2 separate regions of the Mus musculus genome follow, and region 1 is linked to region 2. The links are chromatin contacts, found by POLR2A ChIA-PET in ENCODE. All regions are on one chromosome and are shown on one strand. Each heading gives the region's core, a stretch centred on a gene start or an enhancer-like site at or near the end of the contact. The rest is flanking DNA. Distances are from core to core; before and after follow the strand shown.

What was found. ChIA-PET counts read pairs that join two places held with the same protein, here RNA polymerase II (POLR2A).
Region 1: POLR2A ChIA-PET joins it to region 2 with 12 read pairs in embryonic stem cell. The contact joins the promoter of Slc25a42 here to the promoter of Mef2b in region 2. POLR2A ChIA-PET finds 5 or more read pairs at or near these places in 4 of 5 experiments (Patski and embryonic stem cell).

The regions. Positions count from the first base shown.
Region 1 is chr8:70,210,831-70,213,930 of GRCm38, reverse strand. Slc25a42 (solute carrier family 25, member 42) reads left to right here and starts at 1,650. Exons shown (of 8, transcript NM_001007570.2): 1 at 1,650-1,703.
Region 2 is chr8:70,151,204-70,154,079 of GRCm38, reverse strand. Mef2b (myocyte enhancer factor 2B) reads right to left here and starts at 1,319. Exons shown (of 9, transcript NM_001045484.2): 1 at 1,236-1,319. The region is part of intron 1 of Gm45929 (predicted gene, 45929); the gene reads right to left.

The DNA of each region.
Region 1 (3,100 bases), core at 401-2,900, 60 kb before region 2:
ATGTTCTGCGTCTGTAACCCTATTTGCCTGCCAGATCCTCATTTGGAAAACCCCTACCCTGAGTTGTAAAGACCTAATCTTCTAACCCAACTAGTGGCATTCTCCTTTGAATCCCTGCAATTGGGAGGCAGAGGCAGTTAGATCACTGTGTTTTTGAGGCACGTCTAGTCTACATAGTGAGTTCCAGGACAACCCGGGCTCCATAGTGAGACACTGTCTCAAAACAAAAACAAATAAAACAAATGTATTTTCCCCACTTTCAATGTTGATTGATGTCTGGTTTTTAGGAAGAGACATCCCATGTACACAAGCTTGCTTTAATTAATTGCTTGCTTTAATTTTCTTGGCCATGATTTGGGTCGGTGGTCTTTCTCCTTGAATCTGTAGGATTAACATTTACCCATTGAGCCATCTTGCTGGCTCCTTCTGTTTCCACAAAGGGGTCAGGGAGGCAAGATTGAACCTAAGGATTGCTCTGTCCAAGGCTTGAGCAGACTGAGTAACTCAGGTCACTCCGTTCCCCACTGTCTTACTACCCTTTCTGAGGGGGTTCAGAGCTTCAATATACAAATTGAACAGCTAAAGTGCTCTGTAACCTTGGTCAAAGAGCTTGACCTCTCTGTGTTCCCTTTGACATGTGGTTGTATTTATTGTTTGGTTAATTCACCAGTTACCACAAACACAGGGATGTCATAAGATCTCGTAAAGGATAAAGCTTGGACCCAGAGACGTCACTTTCTGAAAGTCAGATCACGTCAGCAGGATTGCACTTTTGCTTCCCATGTTTTGCACATGAACTCAAGTAGCAGAGGAAGGCTGAGTGATCTGAGTTTCTGCCCTTTGTATCATCGGCAGGGGAACAGTAAAGGAGGGACGGGCTGAGAATTAACCAAGAGTGTTTCAACTGTCAAAGTCTAAATTCAGGAAAGAGTAAAGCTTCTGAGCGCCATGGGAACCTGAGGAGTCTGCGCGGAACATACTAGATCATCCAGGGCAGACAAGATAGTTATGGTCTGTACCTAGCGCGCCCACCCCTGGAAGATGCACCGCCTACAGCTTCTGCGATTGGTCCCAGGACCTGTACATCTTTAGTGTCGCAGTCAATCATCGTTGCCCTCCGGGCTACACCCTCCGATCCTCGAGCTTCGCCCTTGCCCAGCGCGCCAGCTTACTCAGAGCGCTGACCTTGCTCTTCAGCGATTGGCTAAGAGGGCTGTTTCCAGGCCCCGCCCCCTCCCTTCAGTTATTGGCCCAAAGCGTTGCTTGTTTTCTGCAGAATCCAATCCTCGCTTCTGTCTCCTTGTGCCCCGAATTCTCAGAAACCAAGAGCCGCCTTTCCTCTTAGCTCCGCCTATACCCCTTGGCAATTGGCCGGAAGCTCTGCCCATTTTCTGCGGGTTCCAATTCTTGAACGCCCCCCACCAGGCCTCTCCGCCTTGTACCCGGTGTAGAACGCTCAGAAGAACCAGGGCCGCCCCTCCATGTAGCCTCGCCCCTTCCTTTAGCGATTGGTTAAAAAGGATGCCCGTCTGTGCCATGCTTACCAATTCTTGCCGTCTCCAGCGCTGATTGGACAGGGCGTGACCAATGGCGGCAGGGCCTGGGCCCCTCCCGGCCTCGAGCTTAGGGCCCGCGCGAGGCGGGGCTGCAGCGGCTGAGGCGGCTGAGGCAGTAGCGGCAGCAGCGGCGACGCGTCCGGGCAGGTGAGCGCGACCCAAGGAGTGCAGGCGCCAAGGGGCGACGCGGGGTGGCGGGGTTCTCGCGGCCCGGGCTGGGAGGAAGCGCGGCATGGGGCCGTTTCGTTGTGACAGCAGTGTCGCGAGCGTGGAGAGGTGACAGATCCCCTCACACACCCTGTGTTTCGCGCGTCCTCGGGGTCCCCACGGCCAGGCCGAACCCTAATTTCACACCGAGCTGCCCTGAGAGTGACAACCCCTGTGAGGCCAAGGTGGCCGCTTACGCACCCAACATGCGTGCCTCGCAGACCTGATCTTCCTCAGCCCGCTGCGTGTCCTTCCTTTGGAACCCGGGTGGACGCTTCGGGTGCAAGCTTCGGGTGCCACCCGGACGCGGCTGCTACACACGTGCACCTGCGTGCCTCTCCCCGTCCCTGTCGCGCAACCATCGCTTCACTCCCAAAGCAAAGTCCACCTAACTTGTGGTTTTAAATTTTTTATTTTCGTCCCCCGTGTAGTGCGAGTGGTGGCTTGGTTTTGGAAACCGTGTTTCACTGTGTAGAGCCAGCTGGTCTGGAACTCACAGAGATCTCCCTGCCCCTGCCTCCCAAGTGCCAGGATTAAAAGTGTGGGGTACCACCTGGTCTGTTATTGCTTTAACAGGGCTTTTAAATTTATTTCTAGCATTTCATTTTATTGTATTTATTTATTGATTAGTTTTGGAGTCAAAGTCTTGCACTGTAACCCAGGTTGTCCTTGAACTTTTATAAAGAGTGCTTGAGGTCAGGTGAGATGGCTCAGCAAACTGAGTTTTTGGGAACTGCCAAAAGTTGTCCTCTGATCTCTACATGGGCTCTGTGGCACACACGTAAATACACACACACACACACACACACACACACACACCACAATATGTATATGTATATGCATATAAAATCACTTCTTGACACAGCATGATGTTATGAGTCATCTGTGCACTGAACAGGTAGAGGTAGGATCAGAAGTTCAAGGTTACCTTGGCTACACACAGTGAATTTGAGTAGCCTGGTCTGTTTAAGACCTTGTTTCACAAAAAGAAAGGAAAGAAAACTAATGAGCAAACAGTGCATAGACGGGAGTGGAGTTGGTAGAGTGCTTGTTTGAAGTTGGGGGTTCCATTCCTAGCACCAGAGAAACCAGGTGTGGGGGTACACACTTATCATCTCAGCAGGGGGATCTGGAGTTCATGTCCAGCCTGGGCTACTCAGAGGCCCTGTCTCAAAGACCAATAACAAACAAAAATCTCAGGGCTGGACAGCTTTTGAGTCATTTCTGGACTTAGAATAATCTCCTCAGCCTGATGCTCAGAGCATCCCAGTTCACCAACCAGAAGTCTGAAGCCCTCAAACGCTGCAGCAGGCTCTGCCTGGCCCCCTTGAGCCTTG
Region 2 (2,876 bases), core at 70-2,569:
AAATTGCTGTTCATCACCAAAGCAGGTCAGGATACAGGAGCTGATGCAGAGGCTATGGAGGGATGTTTTTTACTGGCTTACTTCCCCTGACTTGCTCAGCTTGCTTTCGTATAGAACCCAAGACTATCAGCCAGGGATGGCACCATCCACAATGAATCCTCTCCCCTTGATCACTAATTGAGAAAATGCCCCACAGTTGGATCTCATGGAGACACTTCCCCAACTGAAGCTCCTTTCTCTGTGATAGCTCCAGTCTGTGTCAAGTTGACACACAAAACCAGCCAGTATCCAGATATAGTGCCATCACAATCAACCATCACCAAAACTTCAAATACAGCCTCAAGTAGGAACACACCTGTGATCCGACATTTTGGAAACGGAGGCAGGAGGACTGATGAAAGTTCAAGGCTATTTTGGACTACACACAAAGACCCTGTCTCAACCTCTCAACCCCCCTCTACCTAAAACAAAGAAAACCACAAACACAGCCACCCACGGGTACACATCTGTGATCTTGGCACTTGGGAGACCAAAGATCCACTACCATGAGTTCTAGCTTAGCCTGAGCTACAGAGCTCCTCCCAACCCCAAGGTCTCATGATACAGCCTCACTTAGGGCTCACTATGTAGAACAGGTTAGCCTGAAAAGATCTGCCTGACTGGGATTAAAGGCATGAAGCACCAGGTATGGCTACATAGACTTCTAGGCCAACCTGGACTGTAGAGTGAAACCCTCTCTAAAATTGCCAACTGAAACTTCCAACAGTGGAGTGTGGTCACACCCTTGAGATCCTGGACCTTGGAAGGCTGAGAGTGGAGAGCTGCTTTGAGTTTGAACTACGAATGCCGGAACTACATAGTGAATTTTGGACTAACCTAGACTACAGAGCAAGACCTGTCTTAAACCCCCTCTTCTCAAGAGAAAGAAGAAACCTCCAACAATTTAATGGTCACATGCTTGTGATCTCAGCACTCAGGAGTCTGAGGCAGGAGAACTGCTGTGAGTTTGAGGCTAGATGAGCTACATAGTAACTTCCAGACTAGGCTAGTTGAAACCCTACTCAGCAAACACTCCTGAAAGCAAGGCCCCCTAACCCAAAGACAGCGCGCGCATACACACGCATACACACACACACACACACACACACACACACACACACACACACACACACACACACACACACACACACACTCACGGCTCTCTGCATCCCACCCGCCCCGAGACCCGCGCACACCTCAGGAGTCCCGGGAGTCTGGTCCCTGCTGGCCACACCTGCTGCGCACTGTGAGGGTCCAGGCGCCTATGCTTCTGCTGCACTGAGCATAGCTCTGGCCCAGTGGCAGATGCCTTCCCGCGCAGCCCCGCCCTCAAGAGCTGATTGGGTGGAAGTAGGTTATTTGCATAGGGGCGGATACTTGGCTGTGTTCTGGCTCCTAGACGTTTCAAACTAGGTCCGTCCGAGAGAAGATGCTAGGATCCAAAGAGAAGCCTGACTGAGAAGTGCACGCCAAGGAGGCTAAGGCAGGAGTACTGCAGCTAGTTGCAGGCCAGCATGGGATACAGAGCGAGACCCTATCAAAACCAAAACAAAACAGAACAACCAGAGCATAGTGGCATACAACTTTAATCCCAGCCCTTGGAGAAGTACAGGCTGGTGATTGTTGAGGCTAGCCTGGTCTACAGAGCAAGTTCCAGGACAGCCAGGGCCACACTGAGAAACTGTGTCTGGAAACAAACAAAAAACAAACAAACAAACAAACAAACCAAAACCATCACTACCACCACCAACAACAAAAAAAAAAAAAAAAGGAAAGAGAAAGAAAAAAGAGAAAAAGAAAACAGGGTCGTGGAGCCAGACAAAAAAAAGGAAAGAGAAAGAAAAAAGAGAAAAAGAAAACAGGGTCGTGGAGCCAGACGAAATGGTTCAGTGGGTAAAGGGGTTTCCTGCTAAGCATGGTAACAGGAGTTCTATCTCCGGTATGAAAACGTGGAGTGAGAGAACCCACACCAGTAAGTTGTCCTCTGTCCTCCTGCTATGGCACAGACGACGCCTCCCCCCCACAATCATATACAAATATATATTATCTTAAAAATTAAAAAACACTGGGCAAGGCTGTACAAACAGCTAGGCTCCTCCTTAAGGAGTCAGGGCTCCTGGACCTCACTGTGATGACCCTGACCTTACCTTGGACTGGCTAGTCAGGACCATACACCTTAATAGGAGTGAAGTACAGTTAGCAGCTGGTTTGGTGACACAGCCTGTCCTCCCAGTTGCTCCAGTCGGCTGGAGTGTGCTAAGTTTCTGGCCAGTATGAGGTACACAGAGCTCAAGTGCATCCTGGGTAATTTTGAGACTACTGTCTCTAGATAAGAAATAAGTTGGGCCTGGTGGCTGAGTCTGTAATCCCAGGTACTCAGGAGGCTGAGACAATCACATGAAGATGCTAAGTCTAACTAAGGCCAGCCTGGGCAACATAGTAAAACCCTGGCTCAAAATAAATATAAAAACAGACAAACAATAGCCAGGCGCGGTGGCGCACGTCTTTAATCCCAGCACTCCGGAGGCAGAGGCAGGCAGATTTCTGAGTTCGAGGCCAGCCTGGTCTACAGAGTTCCAGGACAGCCAGGGCTATACAGAGAAACGCTGTCTCGAAAAACAAAACAAAACAAAACAAGAGACCCTGTCCAATAAGGAAATAAAGGATTCTTTAGAATTCTGATCCTGCTGGCAAATGGGACCAAGCCAGTGCCACGCTGGACCACTCCTGAATAATTAGAGCCATTATATGGGGGGGGGGGTCACCAGTACGGACTTACCAGCTGTGCCTTTGCCAGTGTCCTCATATACCTTCCAGTACCATGCCCCTGTCCCATG